Regions from separate parts of the Homo sapiens genome. Here region 2 is linked to region 1. A link is an interaction called in ENCODE POLR2A ChIA-PET data of the cell type or tissue named here. Cell type or tissue: Caco-2. All regions are shown on one strand. Each heading gives the region's core, and the rest is flanking DNA. Links, peaks and the distances in the headings are about the cores only.

Evidence for each region. ChIA-PET counts read pairs that join two places held together with the same protein. Peaks named below come from ENCODE experiments on the same cell type or tissue, not always from the same donor. Only the 100,000 strongest peaks of a DNase experiment are listed, where the experiment ranks them.
Region 2: POLR2A ChIA-PET joins it to region 1 with 12 read pairs; 3 of 35 experiments call an interaction of 5 or more read pairs at or near these places.

Annotation. Positions count from the first base shown.
Region 1 is chr16:71,524,089-71,538,309 of GRCh38, reverse strand. CHST4 (carbohydrate sulfotransferase 4) reads right to left here and starts at 11,884. Exons shown (of 2, transcript NM_001166395.2): 1 at 11,815-11,884; 2 at 1-1,650. The coding sequence starts at 1,632. The coding sequence ends at 472. RefSeq lists silencers at 412-481, 330-624 and an enhancer at 11,641-12,251. In Caco-2, for the core only: a CTCF peak has its summit at 427 (motif pointing right); a DNase peak (open chromatin) is centred at 449.
Region 2 is chr16:71,622,575-71,637,980 of GRCh38, reverse strand. MARVELD3 (MARVEL domain containing 3) reads right to left here and starts at 11,797. Exons shown (of 3, transcript NM_052858.6): 1 at 11,285-11,797; 2 at 8,487-8,614; 3 at 1,516-3,788. The coding sequence starts at 11,751. The coding sequence ends at 3,178. It overlaps LOC124903711 (a long non-coding RNA gene), which reads left to right. Exons shown (of 2, transcript XR_007065108.1): 2 at 1-146. RefSeq lists an enhancer at 1-497 and a silencer at 10,927-10,976. In Caco-2, for the core only: no CTCF peak of the experiment used is centred there; a DNase peak (open chromatin) is centred at 7,041; H3K4me3 peaks cover 204 bases.

The DNA.
Region 1 (14,221 bases), core at 1-8,000:
ACCTTGTTCCCACTTCCTTCCTTGAATCCACTGGGAACTCCAAGGGCTCAGAATTTGCATCTCTGTGGAAAATGCTGGTGAGCTCTTTGGTGAAAGATCCATTCCCCATTGGGCAAGATGTGGACAGGGAGGTTTATGGATCAATTCCACTGATACTGTGTCGTGCTTAATAGGCCTCCAGGCCACAAAGTCTCTGAAGTCTGCCCAGACAGGAAGATCAAGAAAAGAAGAAGAGCAATACCCTGTTTCACTGGTGGGATGTGCTGCTCACATAAGGTTCCCCAGTCTGTTTTCTAGACACAAGCATGGACACAAAAGTCCTTCTGCTTGAGCACGTGTGGACACAACTCACACTCAGTGTGATACCCACAGACATGTAGTTAAGGCTCAGAGATGTAGGCAAGGCTCAGAAGCATTCAGAGAAAGTGACTGAGGCTGACACCAGGTGGCAGCAAAGCCTTCTCAACCCTCTTAGTGGATTTGCTCAGGGACAGTCCAGGTAGACAGAAGATCCAGCAACAGGTTTCTCTGTTCTTGTTCAGATCTGACGTGGCGGTAGCCCAGCAAATTCATGGCATCGCCACAGGCTTTCTGAAGTCGAGAAACCTTTTCATAGGGCAAAGACCAGCGCCAAGCCTGGGAGACATTAAGGGCATCCCTGGCATTTGTGTGGAAAGCGTGGTCACCCATGCCCTTGCCTCGGGTGATGTTATGCACCCAGGTCTGAAGATGGGGCAAGAATTCCAATCCCACGAATTCATACATTCGGGAAGTCTGGGCCACAGGGGCTCGAGCCAGGTCCTCATAGCGCACAAGCAGGTAGCGTTCCTGCAGGGCCTTGGGCAAGGACTGGATGGTCTTGTAGATCTCCAGCTGGCTTTGGCAGATGACCTGCATCACATAGTAGGGTTGGTCCTCCTTCTTGAGTTTTTGCTCATGCTGCCCCATCACAATGCGACTGTCAATCATGAGATCTCCCTTTGTGCGTTCTCGGGAACGGAACACGGCCCGGGGGTCCCGGACCAGGTGCACGATATGCAGGTTGAGGGAGGGGTCTTTCAGCAGCGGGTAGAGGGACTGCAGGTTGAAGAAGCGCACCTCCTTGAGCACCACGTGGCTGTAGGAGCGGCAGGCCTTCTCCACCACCTCAAAGGGCTGTTGACTGCACAGGAGCCTGCAGTGAGCCCGGGGGATGATTTCATCTTGTGGGATGATGTCACAGGCAGGTGCAGAACACAGGGCCCGGCTGTTCTCCCACTGAAAGAGGCTGGACTGTCTCCGGGGACCAGGTTCCATGTAGGCATCAAAGACGCTCATGTCGCACAAGAAGACGGCCCGTATCAGATCCCGCACAGCCATGTGCAGCATCCAGGCGGTGCTCTGCTTGAAGGTCATCCACACGTGCCAGGCGGGCTCCATCAGGTAGAAAACATCTGGGTGCTGCCCAAAAAGCTGCCCCACAAAAGAAGAGCCAGAGCGCCAGGAAGACAGAACCAGCACGTGCATGCGCTCGGGCTGTGCCTTCATAGACAGGGAGCTGATGTTGTGGCTGTACATGTGGAAGAATAGAGCCAAGATGGCCATCTGGGAAACCAGAAACAGCAGGAGCTTCATTTTTTTAGGCAGTAGCATTGTGCTGAAGTGGAAGACCTTTAAGGAACAAACAGAAAGGGTGGAGTTGGGCTGCTGTTTTATTGTTTGCCTTCTATTCCCCTTCTGGCCAAAGCCACCTGCTCTCTGACCCCCTACCAAGGAGCAACATGGAAAGCCAGAGGATTCGTGCCAACAATGGCACCAGTCCTTCTCCAAATCATTTCCTGTCCCTTACACTTAGTGTGTTGATATGTTCTCCTTCAGGGTCTTTAATTCCTCCTTCCTGGTCTTTCTAAACCAAGCCACGTTGCCCATTGGTTTACCAAAAATATCTGAACTCAACCATATTTAATCAACATAAGGAAATGTCTCCATCATGGTGCCCTGATGACAAGGATGTCTTCAGACAGGCCACCCAGGGGAGGCGTCACCTCAGTCTGACTCAAGTCTTGGAGGAATGGCTTGTGATTCCTGCAGAGACAGAGGGAGATAAGCTACCTAGTGAAGAACTGCCTCGAAGCCACTGCTTAGCCATCCCTCCATCATAAGGGAGACTGCAACCAAGACTGTGTCTCATCTCCCTCCCTCACTGCAGTTAAGCACAGGACTTTCCACTCCAGTCCCTCAAAAGATAGGGCTGCAGGCTGTGCAACTGCTTGGCTTTAGTTGGAATTGTCTCCTCAAAGGCAGAGCCAGGTGCTCATGGTGCCTGTCATCTATTTATCTGCTAGCTGGTGTTTTGCCATCAGTGTAGAGTGAAAAGTCTACGTCTAGCACCTGACCTCACCTGCCCATTTCTCACCTTGCCCTAGATAGCAAATCCTTCTGATTTGGTGTCATCCCATGGGACCAAGGCCATGGGGAGTTGATCCAATGTCGACCTTGTATCTGTGTAGGTAATAAACTATCTGAATCTATTTGAGCTGAATTAGAGTTATTTGAGCTATTAGTGTCTCCTTACCTGCCAACTCTAAGAAAGTGTGGCAAGCCAACCTAAGTGCTACAGATCTCAGAACTGTATCACTCTCACTGGGGACACTTGTGGCCCATGACTCCCACACTGCTGCTTGAGGCATACTTGATTACGTGGGACAACCTACTCAAGGCAGCTCAGTGCAGTTGGGCAAGTGTGTATCACACAACCCTAGGGAGTGCCATCCCATCAAGAATTTAGATATTTATTTTCAAAATGTTTTTTGTAGGTGATAGTAAAGTATCTTGGTCCAACAAAATAAGTATATTAAGGCCAGGTGCAGTGGCTCATGCCTGTAATCCCAGCACTTTGGGAGACTGAGCTGGGCAGATCACTTGAGGTCAGGAATTTGAGACCAGCCTGGCCAACATGGCAAAACCCTGTCTCTACTAAAAATGCAAAAATTAGCTGAGTGTGTTGGCACACGCCTATAGTCCCAGCTACTTGGGAGGCTGAGGCAGGGGAATCGTCTGAACCTGGGAGACAGAGGTTGTAGTAAGCCGAGATCGCGCCACTGCACTCCAGCCTGGGTGAAAGGCTGAGACTCCATCTCCAAAAAAACCCACAAATATAACAAAATAAAACAAAAAATAAGTATATTAAGATGGTTTTCCAGTTGATAGACAGTAAATATCTAGAGAAAGGGTCTCACTTTGTGATTCGTACTGTCTCATACTGACTGATGGCAACATTTTGCAATCAGGGCTTGCTTCGTGTGAAAGGACCACGGTTCCCAGTGGTATGCTAGAATGTTATTCCAAAGGATATTTTAACCTCCTTCCCACATGACTTTGTCATTCTGGGTGACCTTCTGACATAAATAACTATTGGGAGAGAGAATAGCTATTGCACATTGTAAAATATTCATAGTAGTAGTAAGGTGTTCATTTGTATATCACCATGTACACAAGAAATTCTCCCTTCCAGCTTTAGTAAAAAATAGAGGCTAGATTTCCAGATGGTAAGTGGGGCTGGATTTGGGGGTCAGCTGTTTTTGTGGTGGCAGGTCTTATACCAATTATTTAAAAAGTTTTTATTATTTATTTATTTATTTTTGCAGAGACAAGGTCTTGAAATGTTGCTCATGGCTGAGCACAGTGGCTCATGCCTGTAGTCCCAACACTTTTGGAGGCCGAGGCGGGTGGATCATATGAGGTCAGGAGTTTGAGACCAGCCTGGCCAACATGGTGAATGCCTGCCTCTGCTAAAAATACAAAAATTAGCTGGACGTGTTGGCTGGTGCCTGTAATCCCAGCTACGTGGGAGGCTGAGGTAGGAGAATCACTTGAATCAGAAAGGCAGAGATTGCAGTGAGCCGAGATTGTGCCATTGCACTCTAGCCTGGGCAACAAGAGCAAAACTCCATCTCAAAAAAGAAAAAAAAAAAAAAAAAAAGAAAGAAATGTTGCCCAGTCAGATCTTGAACTCTTGGCCTCAAACAATCTTCCTGCCTCAGCCTCCCAAAGTGCTAGGATTACAGGCATGAGCCACCGTGCTCAGCCTAAAAAGTTTTTAATAGGTAATAGTCACATGATTCAAATTATTTTGAAAAGTTTCTACAGACTCAGAATTTAAAACAAGCGTTTTCTCAGATTCTGTATGCAGGAGGGAAAGGAGTGCCTGCCAGCCTGCAGCCAGCCTGACACACCCCAGGCTTTTAACATATGTCACTGGGGAGGGGAAATCTTTTTTTTTTTTTTTTTGAGATGGGGTCTTGCTCTGTCACCAGGCTGAAGTGCAGTGGCCTGATCTCAGCTCACTGCAACCTCCTCCTCCCAGGTTCAAGTGATTCCCCTGCCTCAGCCTCCTGAGTAGCTGGGACTATAGGCACGTGCCACCAGGCTCAGCTAATTTTTTGTATTTTAGTAGAGATGGGGCTTCACCATGTTGACTGGGATGGTCTTGATCTCCTGACCTTGTGATCCGCCTGCCTCAGCCTCCCAAAAATGCAGGGATTACAAGTGTGAGCCCCCATGCCCAGCCTGGAGGGGAAATCTTATGACAAGCGCTTGTGCCTGTGAGGGAGGCCTGTAGTCAGAAATTAGGAAACTTCTAGAGCTATTTGTAAACATGGGTAATGACATATCTTTAAAGGGGTCATAGTATTTTTCCAGAGGAAAGAAAACCTAAGAATTTTACTAGCTGACAAATCAGTCCCCTCTTTTTTACGTACTGACAGCTGCTATTTATCTGCTAGCTGGTGTTTTGTCATCAATGTACAGTGAAAAGTCTACTTCCAGCACCTGACCTCACCTGCCCATTTCTCAACTTGCCGCACATAGCAACTACGTTTTTTTTTTTGTTTTTTTTTTTTTTTGAGACAGAGTCTTGCTCTGTTGCCCAGGCTGCAGTACACACTGGCGCGATCTCGGTTGACTGAAACCTCTGCCTCCCGGGTTCAAGTGATTCTCCTGCCTCAGCCCCCTGAGTAGGTGAGACTACAGGCGCACACCACCACGCCCGGCTAATTTTTGTATTTTTAGTAGAAACGAGGTTTCACCATGTTAGCCAGGCTGGTCTCGAACTCCTGACCTCAAGTTGTCTGCCCGCCTCAGCCTCCCAAAGTGCTGGGATTATATAGGCATGAGCCACTGTGCCTGGCCTGAGTTCATTTTTAATGTGTCTTTTCAGTTGCTTTATGTGTACACAAGAACATTCAAATGTGTATGTGTTCTTAATTTTTTTCCTCTTTAAAATGCAAAAAAAAATCAAAAAAAAATTTCAAGTTATCTGTTCTGTGCTGCCCTTTATTTTTAGTTGTCAATATGTCTTAGGGAGCATTCCAGGGCAGTTCGTAAAGTAGTTCCTCATTCATTGTTGCTTCGAAGAAGTATTATATGGATTAACCACAGTTTATTTAATCAGTTTCCTCATTGATGGATGGGCTTATGAGTTGTTTCCAATCTTTTGCCATTTCAAGTGCTTCAGTGATGACCTTTATGTTCACACACCGTCACACATGTATGTAAGATCACACATGTATGAAGGTAGCCTTCATACTGATCAGAAACTATTCTCTACGTCCAGGGCTCCAGAGACCTGTGAGAGTAGATTTTAGGAGAGAAATTGGGTAGCCACAAAGGAGACTCTTGGCATTTATAGCTTTCTTCCTGAAGGGAAAGCATGCTTTGCCAGCTCGTGGGTTTTCCTTGGAAGTCCCCTGAACCTTCTGGGAAGTATGTAATGACTCAAGCCAAACCTTGGGTGGCAATAGCAGAAAAACCCCTTATCTTCCATTCATAATAACAGTGCTTTTCCTCTGGATGTGCCAAAAAGATCCAATGAGGATCATCTCATCATCATGGCTGAAAATCACTTGCTGTACGGCAGAAAATGTCAATGACTGGTAATTCCTGCCCTGTAGTCTTAGCCCTGCAGATTAGAACAGGACCAGCTAGGCCGGGCATGGTGGCTCACGTCTGTAATCCCAGCACTTTGGGAGGCCAAGGTGGGTGGATCACGAGGTCAGGAGATCGAGACCATCCTGGCTAACACGGTGAAACCCCGTCTCTACTAAAAATACAAAAAATTAGCCAGGCGTGGTGGCGGGCACCTATAGTCCCAGCTACTCGGGAGGCTGAAGCAGGAGAACGGCGTGAACCCAGGAGGCAGAGCTTGCAGTGAGCCGAGATCGCGCCACTGCACTCCAGCCTGGGCGACAGAGCGAGACTCCATCTCAAAAAAAAAAAAAAAAACAACAGGACCAGCTAAGATGTGCTGCTAGTTCTTAAAACTTGAGTGCAAGAGGAAAATGATTAGAAACTAAGCTATTACTGATCTTGGCCCAAGGATGTCCTCCCTCCCCGCAAAGACTGAAGAGGTGACTTTAGCAAAAGAGCTTCTCCTAAGGGCAATGTGAGTATGAGAAAAAGTTTGGAACAAAAATAGGAAGCAATGGAGCAAAACCAAAAAGAGAGGAAAATGAGAAGAACTTATCCTGTATACAGTTATAAGGAAATGGTGATAGAATTTTATAAGCAGGGCTTATAATTAGGAAAAAGCTAACATTTCCTAGGGATTAGGAGAATAGACCTTTCAAAGTGACACCCTCCCTCCCTCCATCCTGCTTGGGGCCAGTTCTGTGTCCTGTGCGGGGCTTGGTGACTCTGGACCCTCCTTGCCTGCCAACTGCTGCTGGCCTGAAGCCCGTTTCCTCCCCAAGCTGGAGCTGGGCCTCCTAACTGCCCCCAGTTGTTCCCAGGTGTTAGTTGTCCACGGTTCTCAGGAACTCCCATGGAAATCCTCTGACTTCTTTTTCTTTCTGTGAGCACTTGCCCTGGGTAGAAAGCGTAGCTTTTGTGAAGCAAGTCCCATCCCTTGTCACTGAGCCCCAAGACACATCTGGATCTAGACGACACACAATGGGCTGACCAGAGAGCCAGGGGATACTTTAGGATGTGTCTTGGGCAAAACTCATTTCTGAAGACTGTAATGAGCAGCAGAGGCAGATGCTCCTGGGCCCTGGCAGAAGCGAGGTGATGCGAGTCACCAGGGCGCTTCATGGAAGGAGACTCTTCAATAGTGTCCTCGAATCCCACTCTCCCATTGCCAGAATTCCCAGCTGTTTGTGTCTAGGGTGGCCTTTGACATCGACCTTTCTCTTCTGTCTCTCAGCATCTCCCCATGACCCACTGCTGCCAAAAACTACCTTTTTCATTTTTTTTAAATTACTATTTATTCTTTTGGGACAGAGTCTCACTCTGTCAGTGATCTCAGCTCACTGCAACTTCTGCCTCCTGGGTTCAAGTGATTCCTGTGCCTCAGCCTCCCAGGTGGCTGGGATTACAGGTGCCCACCACCGTGCCCAGCTAATTTTTGTGTTTTTAGTAGAGACAGGGTTTCGCCATGTTGGCCAGGCTGGTCTCAAACTCCTAACCTCAAGTGATCCACCTGCCTCGGCCTCCCAAAGTGCTGGGATTACAGGTGTGAGCCACCACGCCTGGCCCAAAATCTTTTTTTTCCTTTTTTAGAGTCGGGGGTCTCACTCTGTTGCCCAGGGTGGAGTACAGTGGCATGATCATAGCTCACTGCAGCCTTGAACTCCTGGGCTCAAGTGATTTTCGATCCTCCTGTCTCAGCCTCCCCAGTAGCTGGGATCACAGGTGTGTCCAATCACACCCAGATAATTTTTTCATTTTTTACTAGAGACTGGCCCTCACTATATTGCCCAGGCTGGTGTCAAACTCCTGACCTCAAGCCACCTTCCAGCCTTGGCCTCCCAAAGTGCTGGGATTACAGGTGTGAGCCACCGCACCTGGCCAAAATATCTTTTTAAAGCATAAGTCTATCAACTTCCTGCTTAAAAATCCTTCAATAAATTTCCAGTGTATATGGGATTAAATAAACATCCCCACACCTCGCACCTGGGGTCCTTCATGGCCTGGTCTTGATTTCCTGTCACTCCCTTCTGTTTTAGTGCCTTAGGCTCCCGACTTTCAGTTCTTCCAAACTTGCCCTGTTATTTAAAAGCCCTGAGATTTTTGCAGGACAGCTACTATTCCTTCAAGAATCTAACCTGCCTTCTCCCTGAAAGGGAGAGCCTGCCTTCTCCCTGAAAGAAGTTCTGTCTCTTTCTCCTGAGACTTTTTTTTTTTAATTTTATTTTTTAGACAGAGTCTTGCTCTGTCGCCCAGGCTGGAGTGCAGTGGCATGATCTCAGCTCACCGCAACCTCTGCCTCCTAGATTCAAGCGATTCTCCTGCCTCAGCCTCCCCAGGAGCTGGGATTACAGCCACGCCCAGCTAATTTTTGTATTTCTAGTGGAAATGGGGATTCGCCATGTTGGTCAGGCTGGTCTCGAACCCCTGACCTCAGGTGATTCTCCCGCCTCGGCCTGCCAAAGTGCTGGGATCACAGGTGTGAAGCACCGCGCCCAGCCCCCTCTTGAGATTAATTTGTTTCCCAGACCTTCTGTTAGCAGCCATCCCTTTTGACAGTAAAAGCCTGTATGGGTGCCTCTCTTTTCTCTGGGCCACTATAGCTTAAGGGAAAGGCTGTATCTTATCTTACTTACACGTACATAACAATTCTACAAATGATCAGGGCTCGGCTCATTAAACACTTGCTAAATAAATGAGTAAGTGAGTAAATAGATGAGTGTGGGCTTGATCTCCTGATCAAGATCACACCGCTGCACTCCAGCCTGGTCAACAGAGCGAAACTTGGTCTCAAAAAAAAAAAAAAAAAAAAAAAAAAAAAAATAGATGAGCATGGGAAGAGGCACAGTAATTGCTAGAAAGCAGAAAACTAAAGGAGCTCCTTCAAGAGAATGAAACATAAGTATCCTTTTCTGAAATGCACACGGACACTCTTCAGCATCAGTGACTAAAATTTAGGTGATTGCATGGAACAGTGAGCACATTACCCATGCCGTCTCAGTTACTTGGACCAAGCTACTAATAAAGTCAGAGGCATGGGTTAGATGCAGTATGGCACAGTAACCCTTGGTCCAAAAAACAGTTACTATACCAAGCATGCATTAATTAAAACCAGGAGGGAAATTATTTTTCTCTTCCTGTATGAAAATTAGTTTTAGAAAACATTTAAAAAATAAAAGCCTCATTGCTGGGTGATAGGCTACCTTGCTTGAATCAGCTCAGTTACTAGGCTAACAAAGCAAAAGCAAAAAAAAAAAAACAAAAAACAAAAACAAAACAAAAAACCCAAACTCAGCACATTCCATCATCACCACCCCAAAAAATTAATTTAAAAAAATGTTGCCCCAACGATGGGTGAACGGTATCATCTTAAAACACAAAGGACAGCCATTTCTGAGGAGTCAAGAGAACCTTAGGAACTTGAAAACGCCACCAAAGGGTGGTGAGAAGGGAGAATCTATGTTTGGCACAGGAACCACGAAGGTGCCAGATGGGTGACCTCAAGCAGCAGCTGATTAGAGTGGGCTGAATTATAGATGTCCCCCAAATCGGTACCATGTAGCCTCGTAGAGACAAAATGGGAAATTCTGAGGGGGAAAAAAACCAGATAGATACTAATTTAAGAAGTCTGGGTTCCAGCCACTGGATGCATTCCTAACTTACACTTCCCATGAGATTATGCCCCTTACAAGTAGAAATTAGATACAGCAGAAGATACCTTGAGCAAAGAGAGAGAGAATGGGGTTGGATTGGGGAAACTGGCATCCTCACAAGCAGCCTGAAGACCTGGAAAACCTCTGAAGCTAGGCACCTGGGTAAAGGGTGTCCATATAACAAACTCTTCCTAGACAGTGTCAGGAGGATTGGACCTGGGTCCCGCCAGGGCTGTGTCACTAGTGCCAAGGACAGTGCATGGCACATAGTAGGTGCTCAAGGAACATCTTTCAACAAATGACAAGTGAACATATATTTGTACAGTGTTTTTTTTTTTACTATATGAGACCCAGAAAGGAAGATTGAGCAAGATATTATAAACCAAAAATAAAATTCTAAGGCCCCCCAACCATCTGAAAGGACTTCCTCCTCAGCCAGGACTCTTTTTTTTTTTTTTTTTTTTGAAATGAAGTCTTGCTCTGTTGTCCAGGCTGGAGTGCAGTGGCACGATCTCAGCTCACTGCAACCTCGACTCCTCAGGTTCAAGCGCTTCTCCTGCCTCAGCCTCCCGAGTGACCTGGCTAATTTTTTGTATTTTTAGTACAGACATGGTTTTGCCATGTTGGCCAGGCAGGTCTCGAACTCCTGACCTCAAGTGACCTCAGTCTCCTAATAGTGCTGTGATTACACCCATGAGCCACTGTGCCCAGCCAGGGGTCTTTTTAAAATTTAACCTGAGAGACTGTTTCAGGCCATGACAAGAAGTGGGGATCTAACATGCCTCATCATACCTCTCCAGCATTAACACCAACACAGACCTTAAGTCTGATAAGAAACATTTTACAACCTATTCTCTCTGAAGCCTGCTATCTGAAGGCTTCCTCTCAGTTGCAGTGAGCCGAGATCGCACCACTGCACTCCAGCCTGGGCGACAGACCCGTACTTTTTTCTTTTCTTTTTTCTTTTTTGAGATGGAGTTTTGCTCTTGTTGCCCAGGCTAGAGTGCAATGGCAGGATCTCGGCTCACTGCAGCCTCCCGGTTTCAAGCGATTCTCCTGCCTCAGCCTCCTGAGTAGCTGGGATTACAGGTGCCTGCCACCATGCCCAGCTAATTTTTTTGGTATTTTTAGTACAGACAGGGTTTCGCCATGTTGGCCGGGCTGGTCTTGAACTCCTGGCCTCAGGTGATCCACCTGCCTCAGCTTCCCAAAGTGCTGGGATTACAGGCGCGAGCCATCGCGCCTGGCTAGATGTATTTCTTAAATGTATTTGATTGAAGTCTCATGTCTCCCTAAAGTGTATAAAACCAAGCTGCACCCCGACCACCTTAGACACATGTTCTCAGGACCTCCTGAGGGCTGTGTCACCGGCCATGGTCACTCATATTTGGCTCAGAATAAATCTCTTCAAATATGTCACAGAGTCTGACTCTTTTCATCGACAATATTACATTTATTTTACACATAGAAAAGTATTTCAATTCCAATTAGAAGTTTCATACTTGTCCAAGGCCATGCAAGATAGACGTATCTTCTACCATAGCTGATATGTTGGCACCATAACTTAATCATATTGCACATGTGCGTGGTGTTCCACATTTTTAAAGCCCTTTTAGCTGCAATTATGATACTGATCGGTTAGATATTTTAGACAGTGATGAGACATTTCTTCATTTTTCAGAATAAATAAACTAAACTTTAATTGACTGGCTCATCCGGTATAAATAGCCTTTTCTGGATCAGAACCCAGGTTTTGGGGATCCCAGGGCTGAGAATTTTCAATGATCACACTGTCCCTCTCCTGAGCTAGAGAAAACCTACAGCTCCTTGCACCTCCTGTCTTCCACTCCCCAGCAGAAAACAGAGGAGAAGCTGCAGGAAGTACAGAAATTTGAGCTCCAAAGCCAGGATCTGAACGAGTCAGTTGGCACCAGGGGACCATCTACAAAATATACATCAGAACAGCCTGATCTGCTCTCTGGGCTCTTTTGGACCCATTTAGGGATAGAGCTAGTGGGGCTTGGGGGCTGCTGGTAAGCAGCTTGTGTTTTATTTTACCCAGAAAATTCCCCAGGTGATCTGATTTATCCCCTCTGCGCAAACCGCCTTCGCCACTGTAATCTCTAGCTTAGCTGCCAGAGGTTATCTGATACTCTTGCTCCAGCAGCTCTGGGTAATGGCTCTGCATTGGAGTCGTACACAGAAATTCTCTTCTTACCTTGTGGCTTGGGCTTCCCTGCTGCTTTTGAGAGGCTCACTGCTAGCCGGGCCATGCGCTTTTCTCCTCTGACTCACCAACTCCCCTCTTGGCTTCCTCCTCCTACTTGCTTTTGCATAACCGTCCCTACTCAGAGCACATTTCACTGTCCCTCCCTTCTGCCAAAAACAAAAAAGGACCCACCTTGCAAGACGGGCTTGAGAAAGCACTCGCTCCCAGGAAGCTGTGAAAGTAACAGCTTTAACACTGCTGAGACTCAAGGGGTGGGGAGACTGCTTGAGGTGGGCTGGGAGAAGCAAATGAGGAAGCATTTTCCCCCAGACTGGAGGCATCCTGGCATGTTGACTACTGAAAGGCAACTGTGAAGGTCAACTCCCTATGGGCAGAGTGGGGAGGTGGGGAAAAAGAGAAAGAGAGAGAGAGAGACCCAGGGAGCTAGTAGATGAGGCTGATAGGGAAATTTCATGACACTTACAAGCCGAAAGGCTACAAAATCTCAAACCTGATTTTTAGACCTTGTTCTTATCTCCAAGGAGAAAATGTGAAAGTTATTTCTTGCATTACACCTGCCTGCTCACTCCACCCTGGGTCTAGGGAGGTAACATTTCTCAGCCTCTGTGTTGTATTCAATATCTTCACCCTTGCTACAAGAGGTAATAAATATTTTCTGGGAGGACATAGATGTACTGGCTTGGTGGTACAGGAGAAAAAAAAGTCCCCTTTAAGAAAAAAAGAAACAAATTATCATTAAAGATTACAACCTCTCCCTTGCTGTGTGCCCTTGGGCAAATCACTTACCTACTCCGTGCTACTTTACACGGTTGTCATGAGTCTGAAACAATGGATGCCCGTGAATAAACGTAAATTGTGGTGGAGAATGGAAGCCTCAGACTTTCAAGTCCAAGATCTTGCCGGGCAAGTCATACCACCTCTTTGAGCCCTAGAATATCATCGGTGTTAAATAAGGGTAACAATATCTATTTTACAGTATTGTTGTGAATGTTAGGATTAATGCGTATGAAGCTCCTAACACAATAATATGACAATATAAGAGTTAAAAAGTGGTTGAATAATAATACCTTCCCACCGCCACCCACCCCCGCAACTCAGCTGCCACTTCCTTTTCCAGACCTTGGAAGAGAGAGAGAGCAGGCAGGGAGTTGTGTGAGCTTTGGGATGATCTTTGCCGATTTCCATCAGCTAAGTCCGCTAAGCACAAATGACAAGAACCTGTGGTGCTTGCCTTGACTTGATTTCAATTGTGTGGCTCTTCCTCCCTTCCTGTTTCTCTCTGGCAGAGAGAAGAGAAATTTCTCTTCCTCCAGTGAAGGACTTTGGGCAGAGGTGTAACTGGAAGCACTAGAACTGGGCAGTCGGTAGTTTTGCTTTTATGCACAAAGAGATGATTCAGGTGCTGGCACGACACAGCGAGATGGCACAAGGCTTCATCATGCTACTCAGAATAGTATGTAATAAATGAACTGTTTATTTCTGTAATTTTCCCATTTAATATTTTCAAATCGTGGTTGATGATGAGTAGTTAAAACTGGGAAACAAAACCGTGGATAAAGAGGGGACTCCTGTAGTTTTATTCCAGCCCTTTCTAACATTCTTTTCGTGTTTTTCCAGCGCCTTCCCAAATATAGTGAGGTCACTCAAATACACCATAACCCCAAGTAATTCAGATCACCTGCCATCTTTCCCGTGCTAGGAATTCATGCTGGCAGAATGCCAAGCAGCTGAAGAAAGGCATCCTCTGGTCACTAGTATACGGTGGTGACCAGCATGTTCAGATACTGGACTTCCAAGGGTCTACCACATTCCACAGCACTGGGAAGAAATTTGAATGCTGGTGTCTGATATCCAGGCCTTCTTGTGGAAGTCCTGCAGCCCACGTCTCTAAGGCAGCACTGTCCAATAACAGTCTCTGTGATGATGGAAATGTTCCATATCTGCACTATACAGTAGCCACTGTCCACCTGAAACGTGCTAGTGCAACCATATTGGATCGTGCAGTCAAGTAAGAGATCTAATCTTTTTCTTTTTGAGTCTCCAAAATCTGATAACAGATATAGACCTCTGTAGAAAAATGTACAATTGCTCATATACAAACACAAAATCATGTGCAATGCCAAGGAATCCCAAGTTTAAAATCCGTACAAAAGGCTGTGTGTACTTGAAGTGATTTAGACAATTGTCTCCTGGGGACCACTATTCAGCGGAGTCGCTGATCTCATCTTTGCCCTTGGAAGTTTACCATCTTTACTGTCTGGGGACCCACCTGAGTGGTGAAGAGACCTGGGGTCAGCTACTGACCTAGACTCTGATTTTCTCAGGGGTCAAAAGGATCTTTCTGCTGGTTATACTACCTACTCCTGCTACCTTACCCTGACCATCACTCCAAATG
Region 2 (15,406 bases), core at 2,437-10,436, 97 kb before region 1:
ATGAAGCTAAGTCTGCCAATCTTCACCCACAGGGATGTGGGGAGGCTCAAATGAAAGCAACCGTGTGATACTGTGGGAAGTTAACAACAACAACAAAAAAGCAAGTATGTGAAAATACTCTAAAAATAAAATAATGTACAAATGGATAGTGACGCTACTCAGTAATGTTTCCAAAATGGAAGGGGATTGGTGAGAAACATAATAAAGAATGGGATAAATTTAAGAAGAGTGTGGTTTCCCAGAAATCAGGACAACCCTCTAACACACTAGGGGGTACCATGATGTTTATAATCAGGGCAGTGAAAGACTCTAAAGTACTTAGGCAACAGCTACTCAGCTTGCTAATCCTATCTCCTGCTGGGCCCACACAAATTCCTAGCGGTCCACAGGGACATAGTAGTTGAGGGCTCTGATAGTTGAGAAGTTACATTCCTCTAATTTAAAACTGAAAATAACGTCAGACTAAAACTGCCCACTCATCACTCCGGCACAGTAAGCTGCTGGTTTACACTCTCCCTACAGCAGAGCAAGTGAATTGACCCAGACATCATTTTAATTCATGGGGGTTAGTGGACCCTACACCTTTCTCTCCCTTGGTTTTCCTTCTTCATGGACGTTAATATTTCGCCCCCTGAAGGAAAACAGAAATACTATACTGAAAATACTGAAATTCCTCTGGGACGGATTCAAAACCCAGGCAGCATCTATCTGTTAGGCTACAATGGAATAAATCTAGATCTTGTCAATCACCTGTTGACTGCGCCAACTGACAGGAATAATGGTCTTCTGCTGGGTCCAATGATATTCGGACTGTTGAAGGAATATGGCCAGGGAATATTATCCCAGGTTCCAGCCAGGGTTGGCCTGGCTTAGCTATCAATATCAAGGCAGGCTCAAGTATTTCCAAGCATGCTTTTAGTGCAGAAAGACACATGGGGCAGGGGAAGGGGAAAAGGGTGGCGAGCAGAGCTAGCAGTTTATCTCTATGGTGGGATGGGACACGTCTCCGGAAAGACAGCAGAGGGTTTGGTAGAGGGAAGCAGAGATCCTGAAACGACATGAGATCTTTGTTGTAAATAACGTCTTTCTGGGTCTGGCGTGGTGGCTCACGCCTATAATCCCAGCACTTTGGGAGGCTGAGGTGGGTGGATCACTTGAGCCCAGGAGTTCGAGATGAGCCTGGGCAACATGGTGAAACCCCATCTCTACTAAAAATAAACAAATTAGCCAGGCACAGTGGCACGGGCCTGTAGTTCCAGTGACTCGGGAGGCTAAGGTGGGAGGACAGCTTAAGCCTGGGAGGCAGAGGTTGCAGTAAGCTGAGATCCCACCACTGCACTCCAGCCTGGGTGACAGAGCCAGATCCTGTCTCAAAAATAAGAAATAAAAAAATAAAAAAAGTCTTTCTGGGTGAGGCTGTTTTTGTGGCTGATCATTTAATAATCTGCTTAACTATATATCCATACCTGCCTTTGAACTTTAAATGTGGTCCTGAAAAAAACTGAGGAGAGCAAGTCAACTTTTTTACTTTTTATTTTTCTAAAATTAATACATGTGCAGTCAAGCCATGTATAAATGAAAAGTCCCCTTCTCTTCAAAAGCAAAACTTAATACTTTCTGATGTTATTCTTCAAGAAATTTTCCAATCATATACAAGCATGTATATATATATTTCCTTTTCTAAACTCAAATGGAACTCACCTTTTAAATGTGAAAAATTGTCTGTATTTAAGAGAATATTATAAATGTATTGTAAAGAGGACATCAACTCCAAATTAAAATTCTTTGGATTTTTTATTGGATTCACATAAAGCAAAGAACTTACTCACTTGGACCGAGAATATATTGTAATGTTCCATAAGTCATAACTTAAGGACCGAGAATATATTGCAATGTTCCATAAGTCATAATTTAATGTGCAGTAAGAACCCATGAAGTTGTCTGACCAAAAGTAACACTCTTCTGTTGGGAAAGATTTTACATCCTTTTATTCTGGATGAATCCTGAATTCTAGATGTTGGGTTTAATGCTTCACACAATGGCACATTTACAAGAGGTACAAAACACTTATTGAGCTTTCAGGGCCACTGTAAGGGGCTTGCAGAATAGCCTCTTTGCAACCCAGAGAATTAATCTGATTCCTCTTTCCTCAGCCCACGCCTACCTCCAACTTCAATTTTACAGGAGTAGTTTCCCAAGAGTCCCCACCCCCTCCATTTGCAGAATTAAGGAAGTGGAAGGACTGGAGAGTTCAGTGTGGAAAAACGTGTGGAGTAATCTGCTTGAGACAACTGTGTTTTAGAAAAATTCAGGCTGAAGTGTGGTCTCATGTCTATGTGGCTCTCCATGAACTTTTTTTTTTTTTGGTATTTTGGCAATACGGTCTTGGTCTGTTGCTCAGGCTAGAGTGTAGTGGGACAATCATAGCGCACTGCAAACTTGAACTCCTGGGTTCAAGCAATCCTCCTACCTCAGCCTCCCAAAGCTCTGGGATTACAGGTGTGAGCCACTGTGCCCAGGAACTTTGAAGGTAAGGTTCATCAAATTCTCTTGGTGACCTCCCTTTACTGAATGAAGAGGTGCACTCTGTTGTAGTACATGCTTTTTCCTTGTGGCTCTTGGGGTCCAGTTTTTTTGCTTTTTTTTTTTTTTGAGATGGAGTCTCGCTCTGTCACCTGGGCTGGAGTGCAGTGGCGGGATCTCGGCTCACTGCAATCTCCGCCTCCCAGATTCAAGCGATTCTCCTGCCTCAGCCTCCCAAGTAGCTGGGATTACAGGCGCCCGCCACCACGCCTGGCTAATTTTTTTGTATTTTAGTAGAGACGGGGGCTCACCATGTTGGCCAAGCTGGTCTCGAGCTCCTGACCTCAAGTGATCCACCCACCTCAGCCTCCCAAAGTGCTGGGGTTACAGGTGTGAGCCGCCGAGGCCGGCCATTTTTTTGCTTTTTGAAAAATAATTTTGATTGGTCCCTCACTCACAGAGGACTCCAGAAGCCAGGGTCTGTTGCATCCATGAACACCGCTCCATGCGACTGGGAGCTCCGCCCACCACACCAACGCTGGCTCGCTGCTTTTCCAGCACTGGAAACTTCCACAACAAGGGATTCTTGGGAAAGGCAGTGGCTCAGACTACCTTCCACCACCACTTGCATCTGTCAGAGCGTTTTAGAAACCCTTAAAATTCAAACATTTCTGCTGGCTTCTCTTTTAGCTTCCTAACTTTTCGGTAGCCCTTTATGGCCAGGACAGCCCCCAGGGCAAAGACCACAATGCCCAGGGCAGCAAAGATTCCAGCTCCTATATCTGCTCCGTGGAAACTGCAGCCGAAACCGCTGTAGCCTTTGCTTTGGTACAGCGCCTGCCTCTCTTTACACACAGGAGAGCCATAGGCAGCAGAGAGGTAGTGGAAGTAGAAGTACAAGGCCGGGATGTACCCCCCCGCGATGAGCATGTCCAACAAGCCTTCGGTCACCAGCAACAGTGGACAATGCCACGGGACCCGCAGGACACCCATGGCAACGAAGAGGCAGCAGAGGGCTGTGAGGGCTCCACTACAGGCCATTGCCACAGTGACCATGGGCAGCTTTAGCTGGTAGAACTGGACATCCAGTTGCTGGGCCTTCTCCCCGTCAGCACCATCAAAGCCACTGTAAGCCCCTCCGAACTGATAGTAGTAAATGCCCCCCAAGCTGGTGATGCCCGTGTAGCCCCCTGTGGAACTGTAAGACACAGAGCTGCAGGCCAGGATCAGCAAGTTCAGGAGAACCTCCAGCATTTGGCAGCAGGCTGCAAAAAAAGGGTGTTACCATTTTTGAGTGATGCTGTTTGGCACCAGGAGACTCTTCCACCTGAGGCCCACCTTCCGCGCAGGGCTCAGACCCCTGAAGGCTTCTGGCCCTGTGGAAGACCCGAGGCCAAAGCAGCGCGATTAAAACTAGGGGGCAGTAGGGAACTGTGGTCTCCAGAAATGGTGCCAGAAATACTATGGACTCAGAGGGGTGACTCTCAAAAGAGCAAAGCGGTGTGCCCTGAGAGAGCGGCAGGAGGATGATGGGAGAGATCAGGCCAGTGAGCAGGAACAAAGCCATCCTGGATGGAAGGGCAAGAACATTCCACCTCCCACCACCAGAAAGATGAAACAAGGCCGGGCGAGGTGGCTCACGCCTGTAATCCCAGCACATTGGGAAGCCAAGGTGGGAGGGCTGCTTGAGCCCAGGAGTTTGAGACTAACCTGGGCAACATAGTGATACCCCATCTCTAATTTAAAAAAAAAAAAAAAAAAAAGACTGGGTATGGTGGCTCACGCCTGTAATCCCAGCACTTTGGGAGGCCAAGGCAGGTGGATCATTTGAGGTCAGGAGTTTGAGACCAGCCTGGCCAACATGGTGGTACCCTGTCTTTACTAAAAAATACAAAAATTAGCCAGGCATGGTGGTAAGCACCTGTAGTCCCAGCTACTTGGGAGGCTGAGGTAGGAGAATCACTTGAACCCGAGAGGTGGAGGTTACAGTGAACTGAGATCGCGCCACTGCATTCTAGCCTGGGCGACACTCCGTCTCAAAAAACAAAAGCAAACACAAACAACAACACAAAAAACTAAACAAGTTGTCTCTTCTTTTTTGAGACAAGGTCTCTGTCACCTAGGCTGGAGTACAGTGGCACAATCACAGCTCACTATAGCCTTGACCTCCCAGGCTCAAGCAATCATCCTGCCTCAGCCTCCCACATAGCTGGGACTACAAATGCATGAACCTGGGCCTGGCTAATTTTTGTATTTTCTCGTGATAAAGGTCTTGCTGTGTTGCCTAGGCTGGTCTCAAATTCCTTGCTTCAGGCGATCCTCCTGCCTTGGCCTCCCAAAGTGCTGGGATTACAGGCGTGAGCCACTGCACTGGTCGTTATCTCCTCTTTATATATGTTCTGTGGTGAATACAATTTGTAAGGGGAGAGTTCTCCAAGTTTGAAGAAAATCACAGAGCTTAAACAATATAATAATTCAGAAAAAAAGCGTGGAAGTTATACATCAAAATGTTAACTGTGGTTCGTGTATTAGAAATAAGAAAAATTGGCCAGGCGCGGTGGCTCACGCCTGTAATCCCAGCATTTTGGGAGGCCGAGGCAGGCAGATCACCTGCGGTCACGAGTTCTAGACCAGCCTGGCCAACATGGTGAAACCCTGTCTCTACTAAAAATACAAAAATTAGCCAGGTGTGGTGGTGCATGCCTGTAATCTCAGCTCCTCAGGAGGCTGAGGTGGAAGAATCGCTTGAACCCAGGAGGCGGAGTTTGCAGTGAGCTGAGATTGCACCACTGTACCCCAGCCTGGGTGACAGAGTGAGGCTCTGCCTCAAAAAAAAGATAAATAAATAAATAAAAAATAAAAAAAAAAAGAAATAGGAAAAATTAAGTTAATTAAACCCTTAATGCTTACTGAATTAAAAAGTTGTTTTATTGTTCTTAGACTTTAACTTATAAGTATGTCTTAAAGTTTAATGCTGTTTTATTTAGTTCCCTAAAGAGTGTATCTGGGCTGTGATATTTTCCCAGAGCTGGATTCTTCCCGGTCCCTTGGCTTCTTTATCTTGGACAAAGAAAACTGGCTGCTTTCCTTAAAATCAACGTTAGTGAAATATAACTTATATGCAACAAAATGACCCACATTAAGCTTACAGCTTGATGCGTTTTGACAAATTTATGTACCATGTAACCATAATCAAGACACAGAACATTCTCATTAGCCTAGAAATTTCCTTAGTGACGCTTTGCAGTCAATCCCTCACTTTCCTTGTCAGCAAACCACTGATCAGCCCTCTCTCATTAGAAACTAGTTCTGCCTTGTGTTGTATGAAAGGAAAGAAGGTTAGAAACTAGTTCTGCCTTTTCTAGAATATCATGTTAATGGAATAATACGGTTATGTCCTTTTGTGTGTGTGGTTTCTTTTGCTCAACATCATATAAGCTGGGTGCTGCTGAGCTGGAAATTGTACATGCTGCCAACGTCGGCCTGTCAACATCCTGCCTGATGTTTGATAACCAGATTTAATGCCTGGTTCCAGTTGGTCTATTCATGAAACCACAGCTACACATTGTCTAAATGAAATGATGATGCTCTCTCAAGTGCGATCTTTACACTGTATAATTTTCCCCCAGAATGCAAACAACATTATTGTTTTCTTTCTTTTTTTTACAGACAGGGTCTCACTCTGTCACCATTTTATTTATGAAAGTTATATGGCCAGGCGTGGTGGCTCATGCCTGTAATCCTAGCACTTTGGGAGGCCAAGGCGGGCAGATCACGAGGTCAGGAGTTCAAGACCGGCCTGGCCAACATGGTAAAACCCTGTCTCTACTAAAAATACAACAATTAGCTGGGCATGGTGGCACGCGCTACCTCCCAGCCACTCGGGAGGCTGAGGCAGGAGAATTGCTTCAACTGGCACCCGGGAGGCAGAGGTTGCAGTGAGCCGAGATCATGCCACTGCACTCCAGCCTGGGCTACAGAGCAAGACTCTCAAAAAAAAAAAGACAGTTATACTTACTTATAACAACAACAAAAAAAGAAAATGTAGAGTTAAGAAAACATGCAATGTAACAATTGCCTGTAATACAACCAATTTAAAAAAATCACTGTGAATATTATATTTTTTCCTGAACTTTATTTGTATCTTCATAACTTTTGTTTTTTTCTCTCATTAAGAACACAGTCCTCTGGATATCTTACTGTACTTCTCTGAAGCTCAGGAGCTGCTGACAGAATTACAGGCTGTGAGGTTGTGCCAATATCTGCAACTAGAGTAATGATCCTTGTACCTGCATTGCCTAGAGCACTTTCCTCAAAGTTCCTATAATCCTATAATCATATGCATCTTTGGAATTATCCTGAGATTACATTTTCAGGTATGAGCTCCATAAGTTCTCTCCCTTAGGCTGGAACGTTTTCTCCCTTAGTCATAGTAAACCAAGAACTATTTCTCACCAAATCATGTGAACTATAAGCTCTCACCCAGACAAACCAGATTTTCTTCATTGCTGGCAAGGCCAAGACCGCTAGAATGGGAACCTGGGGACGCCACATTTGGGGTGGATACATGATAGGCTGGAAGTGTTTTTCAGACTGTGGGTCCTAAATAACTATGGTTTTTAAAAAATGATTTTGTTCTTAATGAACGGGATAGAAAATATCAGAATATTTGGTATATAATAGGGTCAGTATGGTTTCACAACATTTTTGTTTCTGTGTGTGTGTGAACTCGGTCTTAATGTAAAAAATGTATATACGTAACAACCTTGTGAATATATTATGTGTGTGTATATATATATATACATATATTTTATTATTTTTGTTTTTTTTTTTAAGACGTAGTTTCGCTCTTGTTGCCCAGGCTAGAGTGCAATGGCGAAATCTTGGCTCACTGCAACCTCCGCCTCCCGGGTTCAAGCGATTCTCCTGCCTTAGCCTCCTAAGTAGCTGGGATTACAGGCATGAGCCACCACCCCGGCTAATTTTATATTTTTAGTAGAGACAGGGTTTCTCCATGTTAGTCAGGCTGGTCTTGAACTCCCGACCTCAGGTGATCCACCCACCTTGGCCTCCCAAAGTGCTGGGATTACAGGCGTGAGCCATCGTGCCTGGCCTTATTATTTTAAAAATTTTTTAAATTTTTAATATTTTTGAGATGGAGTCTTACTCTGTCACCCAGGCTGGAGTGCAGTGACGTGATCTCTGCTCACTGCAACCTCCTCCTCCCAGGTTCAAGCAATTCTCCTCCTCACCACGTTGGCCAGGCTGGTCTCGAACCCCTGACCTCAAGTGATCCACCCACCTTGACCTCCCAGAGTGCTGGGATTACAGGCGTAAGCCACTACGCCAGCCTTTTTCCCTTTTTTTTTTTTTTTTAAACTAGAGATGGGGTATTGCTATGTTGCCCAAGTTGGTCTCAAACTCCTGGGCTCAAGTGATCCTCCCTCCTGGGCCTTCCAAAGTGCTGAGATTACAGGCATGAGCCACTGTGCCTGGCCTCAGTCAATAAAGTTTAAAAGCCATTGATCAAATGTTGGGCGTCAGATCTTCAAGGAGAACAGGTGCTGCAACTTGGCTGCCCACGCCAGGTGACTTTCCCTCTCTGTTAATTCAGCTGCCTCGCCAGAAGATCCCTCCTCTGACAGCTGGCAGCTCATAGCCAGTTCCACCTACAGGCCTCTGCACTTCCACCTGGAGTCTGAAAGCTGCAAACATGGCTGCTTGCCTTTGCAAACCCAGGGCATGTTTAAGGAGAAGCACAGGAAATCTAGCAGCACTTTTGAGACGTTCCTCCTTTTTTTTTTTTTTTTTTTTTAAGAAAACAAGAACCTCACAAGTACAGAAATGAAAATGCTAGGAACCCACAAGGGAATCTGCTTAAATTTTTGCTTCACCAGCTCAGACCATCCCTTCCAGAACCACCAGTGACAGTAAATGATCAAACAGCCTGCAAAACGGCTCACCTCTCCCAGTGCACAAGTATTTGCATTTGTGGCATTCCAGGAGTCCTTCCGCCTCTGACTGGTAATATTCCACCTCCTCTCGTCCAGGCCTGGGGGTCGAGGGCAGATATCTCTCCGAAGGGGGTTCACTATAACCAAAAAGCATACATGGTCATTAGGGGGTGTCTCATTCAATAGCGTTCAGGATTAGAACTCTTGACTCCTCGTGCTGGGCCCAAATATTAGCAGAACAGAAATAGAATTTGTCCCGGTATTTTAAACTCCAGAGAATTCTCTGGTTTAGTGGCCCCACGGGACATCCAAATACTTGGCCCAGCTCCACTAACCACGTGACAGATGCTGTGATTGGTACCGCTGATGGTTTGTCTGCCCCTGGGAGCTGTCTCACCAGGTAGCTGCGAGCTGCCTTCCTGTGAGTGCAAGTTCTCAGTTCAGCATGCACCAGGCCTCTTCAAAACCAGTTTGCATTCACATGACTCTGATGCCCAGGCAGGCATTCTCTTCCTCCCTTTGTTACTTTGGAAAGTGTTGAGTCAGCAATAACTCTCCAGGAGCATGGGAGCTGCAGACCACGGATTTTGACATCATCACATCATTTCCTCCTCTGGCAGCCCTAGCATTTTCTGTCCCTTCTCTCCTTGCTTTATGCAGCACATCCTGGGCTTTGTCCAAGATTCAACAGGGGGCTGCATTCTACTTGCCAGGCTCCCACAGTCTTTCTAGAACATCATGTCTCTCTTAGGTTTGAAATTTTTCAAACTTTTAGCATGCACAGGAGGCCCCTGTTCATCTCTCTACACTCACAACCTCATGCTCGCAGACCCAGCCATACTGAACTACCCCCTTCCCCTCAAAAGATGACTGCTTTTCCATGCCTCTGGGTTACTACAGAAGCTATTCTTCTCCTTGGGACACCTTTCCTCTTCCTCCTCAGTCTTCCTTTTTTTTTTTTTGTTTTGAGATGGAGTCTCACTCTGTCACCCAGGCTGGAGTGCAGTGTCGAGATCTCAGCTCACTGCAACCTCCGCCTCCCAGGTTCAAGCAGTCCTCCCACCTCAGCCTCCCGAGTAGCTGAGATTACAGGCGTGCGCCACCGCGCTCTGCTAATTTTTTTGTATGTTTAGTAGAGATGGGGTTTCGCAGTGTTGGCCAGGCTGGTCTCGAACTCCTTACCTCCAATGATCTGCCCGCTTCGGCCTCCCAAAGTTCTGGGATTACAGGTGTGAGCCACCGCGTCCGGCTCGGACAGTGGTTTTTAAAGAAACCTAAAAATGCAGCTCTGAATTCTCCCAGGTCCTGCAGTTGCAAGTGCAATGGGCTTTAGTCAGGGAAACAACAGCTGTTTCCCTGGGCGAAGCTTTGACTGTATCTGGGCGCACCCTTTGTTATGCTAGTTAGTTTTAGATAATGTAACATAAACTCAGGATAGGAGCTCTCCCGCTGTGTGGACATAGCAGGGAGACAGACTGGACTCAGCCTCCAAGTCCCTGGGAGAGGGGAGCCTGACTCCTCCCTAGAGGAGAGGCCAGGTGTCAAAAACCAGAAGCAGTCGTCACCTCGGACCTGTCTCCTGTTGGAGCTGGCAGGGGAGATATCCCATCTGCTCACAGTTCACCGTGTGGGGCACATTATCTGGGTATTCAATGGATGGAAAAAACACCAGGTCCCTAGGAGGCGGTGTGGGGACCAGGTCCCCTCTTGTCTTCCCTTCCCCCCCCACCCTCCCCTAGCTCACAGAGTCTTCCAGTACACCCTGAACCTTTCTCCTTACAAGGGGCCTATGGGAATTCTGTGCAAGGCAGAGATGGCAAAGTTTTTTCATTAGGAGGGTGCGGTCTCAAGCAGCCGTGGGATTCGAATGACGCTGCCTAGAGAGACCTCACTGGCAAAAGGGAAAACAAACCTGTACCCTTCAGTGGGAGAATTTTACGTAGACTTTGTTCTTTGGTTAAAAATGTAGCGTCTCCCATCTGACTTTTTTTTTTTTTTTTGAGACGGAGTCTCGCTTTGTCGCCCAGGCTGGAGTGCAGTGGTGCGATCTCGGCTCACTGCAACCTCCGCCTCCCGGGTTCAAGCGATTCTCCCTCCTCAGCCTCCCAAGTAGCTGGGATTACAGGCATCTGCCATCACGCCTGGCTAAGTTTTTGTATTTTTAGTAAAGACGGGGTTTCACCATGTTGGCCAGGCTGGTCTCGAACTCCTGGCCTCAGGTGATCCGCCCGCCTCGGCCTCCCAAAGTGTTGGGATTACAGGCATGAGCCACCGCGCCGGCCCACCTGTTTCTGAAGGCACCTATTCCTGGGAGGGGTAACACATTAAACTATTAACTCTTCATCGGGCTTCCCAAGTGGGCGGCCCGGCCACAAGGAAGGGGACTTTGGAGTCGGGAAGGGCTGGCTCTGGAACACGGGACAAGGGTCTGAACCCCAAGGCGCAGTCCTGTGACCATGCGGGCCGGGCCGGGGAGGAGCCTGGGGTGAACCCCACCCGCCTGGTCTCCTCCCACCCCTCCCTCTCGGGTCCCGGGGCCTCTCTTTCTCTTCTCCAGGTCCTCCAGCCCAGCCACTGCTCACAGGGGTGGTTTTTGCTTTGTTAGTTGGGTTCAGGCCACGAGAAGGGGGAACCCTAAAGTTTTCCTTCCCTGCCAGGTCGCCTCTGAGAGCGCAGAAGGGAGAAACGGCATTTGTTCATTTAAACGGGCTCCTAGGACGAGAACCCGGGGACGCCAGGGCCTCGCGGGCCGGCCTGGGCCACAGGTGTCCCCGGCGCGGAGGTCGCAGCGCCCCGGCCCCTCTCACCTTTCGGGTCTGCGGCGCCCGGGGTCTCCCTTCCTCTGCGGCTGCGGCGGCTCCGGGGCTTCCCAGGGCGCGGGCCCAGGAGGCGCGGCTGCGTCCCAGGTCAGTCCCCGGGCTCCGTCCCGCGTCCGGCTTTGGCGCGGTTTTTCCCAAACTCCGTGTTCACCTGCGCGAGGGCCCGCGTCCCTGTGTGTGTCCCGGCGGGGGCCTCGGTCCGGGTCTCTTTCCCTCTCTCTCTCCCTCTCCCGGTCCCGGTTCCGGTCGCGGTTCCCGTCCCTCTCCTGGTCTCTCTCCGGGTCCCGGTCCCCGTCCCTTCGCCGGTTCCCGTCGCTGCTTCGCTTCCTGCGCGGGTCCCCGGGTCGGTCCCGCGGTCGATCGTGGGTGCGGCCTTGGTCTGGGTGGGGGCGCCGTCCCGGGTCCCGCTCTCTCGGCCGGGCCCGGGGCTCGCGAGCCCCCGACGGATCTTCCATGGCCGGGTTCCGTGTCCCCGCCCGGGAGCGACCTGAGGGCAACAACCAACAAGTTTCTTGGGCAGGTGGCCAAGCCCGGGGGCGGGGCGGGCACTCACCTGTGCGCATGCGCGCTAGTCCGGGAGCTCACCTGAGAACGGGCGCCCTCAGGGGGCGGCCTGAGCGCGTCTGGGGCCCGGGCGGGAGGGGTGCCTGTGTGCTGGGTGGGGGCTGGGGTGCTGCTGCTGGAAACCCGGGCGGGGCGACCCACAGCCGCACCTTTCTGCCCCGAAGTAACCCCTTGGTGACCCCACGAGGTGGGCGGCCTAAGGGAGCCAACTGTGGCCACCTCCCCTGGCTCAACTTACACTGCAACTTGGATTTACCTTCCCAGAGGTACCCATCCTCTCACTCACTCAGCCAGACACTCATTCATTCACCCAATCACCCACTACCCGCTCATCCATTCACCCACCCATCCACCCACTCACCCACCCATCCACCCACTCACCCACCCATCCACCATCCATCCACCCATCCACCCACTCACCCACCCGTCCAACCATCCACCCATTCAACCACTCACCCATCCATACACCCGTCTATCCACCTATCCACCTACTCACCTACCCATCTAACCATCCACCCATCCATCCATCTATCCACCCACTCACCCACCCATCCACCACCCATCTACCCGCCCACTCACCTGCCCATCCGCCCACCCACCCACCCTCCATCCATCCATCCACCCATCCACCCACTCACCCACCCATCCACCCACCCATCTACCATCCGCCCACTCACCCACTCACCTGCCCATCCATCCACCCACTCACCTAACCATCCACTCTCACCCACCCATCCACCATCCATCCACCCACCCATTCACTCATCCACCCATCCACCCACCCACTCACCCACCCATCTACCAACTCACCCATCCATCCACCCATTCATCCACCCACTCACCCATCCAGCCACCCACCCACGCATCCACCCATCCACCATTCATCCACTCACCCATTCATCCATCCATCTGGCCACTAACCTACCCACACATCCACCCAGTCACCCACCTTCCACTTCTCCCTCCACCCATCCACTGTCCCTCTTTCTCCCTTCTCCTGTTTTCCTTATAACACCTATGTTGTAAGGGGCTTGCAGCCAGTTCATCTATCACAATAGTCCTGGGCTTACAAATAGCCCTGTTTTTTAAAATGGGGACTTACACAAAATTGGCAGCTTTTAATTCTGCCAAGTAAGGATATTACAAAATATATACAATTGCCATCTGGTAATTAATTCTTTCAGCAAATATGTATGAGCACCTGCTTTAGCAGGTACTGGAGATATAGTGGAAAATTTGCTTGCAGGGTGATTGCATTCTAGTGTGTCAGGAAAAGGGAAAACAGGTAGTAAACAAAGAAGACAGTGTCTAAAGTTTAATGGGAAGGGCAGGTTTCCTCATATAGACCTGGGAAGATGTCGTTTGAATTGAGTTCTGGATGACAAGAAGGCTGAGAAAATGTCCCAGAAAGAGAGAAGGTTGAGGAACGCGGGAGCTGGACAAGGAGGTCCCTGGGAGTAGAGTTGGTGGGCATGAATTGAGGCTGGAGAAGTGGACCAGGCAGATGGTGTAGACGACAGTGTGCATTTTTATTCTAAACAATGGGAGAACATTGAAGATTTTGAGGAGGAGAGTAAACCTTTCTGATTGATATTTTTGAAAGACCACTCTGGCTTCTGTGAGGAGGGTGGATGATGGAGGCCCAGAGTAGAGGGAAGAGATGAGTTACAAAGCTGCTGCTGAAGGAGTCCAGGTGAGGGTGACGGTGGCCATGGAGACAGTGACAAGTTGACAGATCCAGGTTGTAGTTTTGGGGAAGAATTTACAGTATGGATCAGATGTGGGGAAATGAGGGGAGGGGAGGAGTGACCAGGTGAATGGTGGGGTTTTTCACTGAGACGGGGGAGACTGGACAGAACCAGATTTGCGGGGAAATTAGAGAGTTCCATTTTGGACATGGTAAATTTGAGATGGCTATAATTCATCCAAGTGTAGATGTCTAGTTGCAGTTGAATATATGAGTCTGAAATATGGGGAGAGGATTGGGCTGGAGATGCTCTGTGGGAGTAGAGAAAGGAGGAAAGTAGAATGGAGAAGAGGCCTTAGGCAGAGTCCCTAGGGAATTCTAACTTTTAGAGCTAAGACTCAAGAGGATTAAGAAGTGATGAGTGAGTAGAAGGAAAAAGAAGAGGGTGGGGGTGACAAGACATCAACCTCCAACCCACAGAAGTGCTACTGTGACCCCTGAAGCCTTTCTTCCCAGAGTGGAGAGGATGGGGCCAAATTCTAGGACCTTCCACAAATCTTTATTGAGCAAAGCCCTGTTCTGAACCCGGGACAACTATGGATGCAGAGGAAGCCTGGTAAACAAGCAGACACAGGATGGTTTGTGGAACAGCATAGCCCTTCCTCTCTTCGACCTTCGCTCTTGACTTCTGCAGACCTCTTTCAGAATAAACAAACCCTCAAACCAGCTTGCCTTTTAGTTTCATTTCTCTTTGTTTTGTGTCTTTATACACAAATTATTATCATTTTGCCACATTTGTTCCATCTCTCTATATATGGATGAAAACTTTAAAAAATGAAACATGTGTGCTAAATTCCAGACACATGGCTCTTCCCCTAAATACTTCAACATATTTTTCCAAAGAATAACTTCCTCCTACACAGCCACATTACAGTGACCACAATCCAGAAATTTAGCATTGATATTATGTTATCGAATATATACTCTATAACCCAATTCCCCTATTATTCCAATAATGTCCTTTATATGTACTCCCTCCCCACTTAAAATCTGAGGATTCAATTAAGGACTATTCATGATATGTGAATAATGCATTGTCACATCATCATCATCATGTCTGTTTAGTCTCCCTTAAGTCTCCTTCAATCTGTAACAGTTTCCCAACATTTTTTTTCTCTTTCACAGCATTGACTTTTTTTTTTTTTTTTTTTTTTTTTTTTTTTTGAGACGAGTCTCGCTCTGTTGCCAGGCTGGAGTGCAGTGGCGCCATCTCAGCTCACTGCAACCTCTGCCTCCTGGGTTCAAGCTATTCTCTGCCTCAGCCTCCCGAGTAGCTGGGATTACAGGCATGCACCACTACGCCCAGCTAATTTTTGTATTTTTAGTAGAGATGGGATTTCACCATGTTGGTCAGGCTGGTCTCGGACTCTGGGCTTAAGTGATCTGCCTACCTTTGCCTCCCAAAGTGCTGGGATTATAGGCATGAACCACTGTGCCAGGCCACACAGCACTGATTTTTTAGGAGAGTTTAGTCCAGTTATTTTTTTTTTTTTCAGACTGACTCTCATTTTGAGCTTGTCTTATGGTTTCCTTATGATTATATTTATGTTCAATATTTTTGGCAGGCAGATTAAAATAGGTGATGTTGTATCCTTCTTGGTACATCCTATCAGGAGGCACAAGATGTCAGTTTGTCCCATTATTGGTGATGTCAAATTGATCACTTGGGCAAGGTGGTGTCTGCTATATTCTCCATTTTAAAAGTACTTCCACTTTTATATTTAATAACTTTGAGACAATGTGTTTCCCCACAACCTTTCTTGCCTGAATCAATTATTGCAATGATAGTTGCAAAGTCA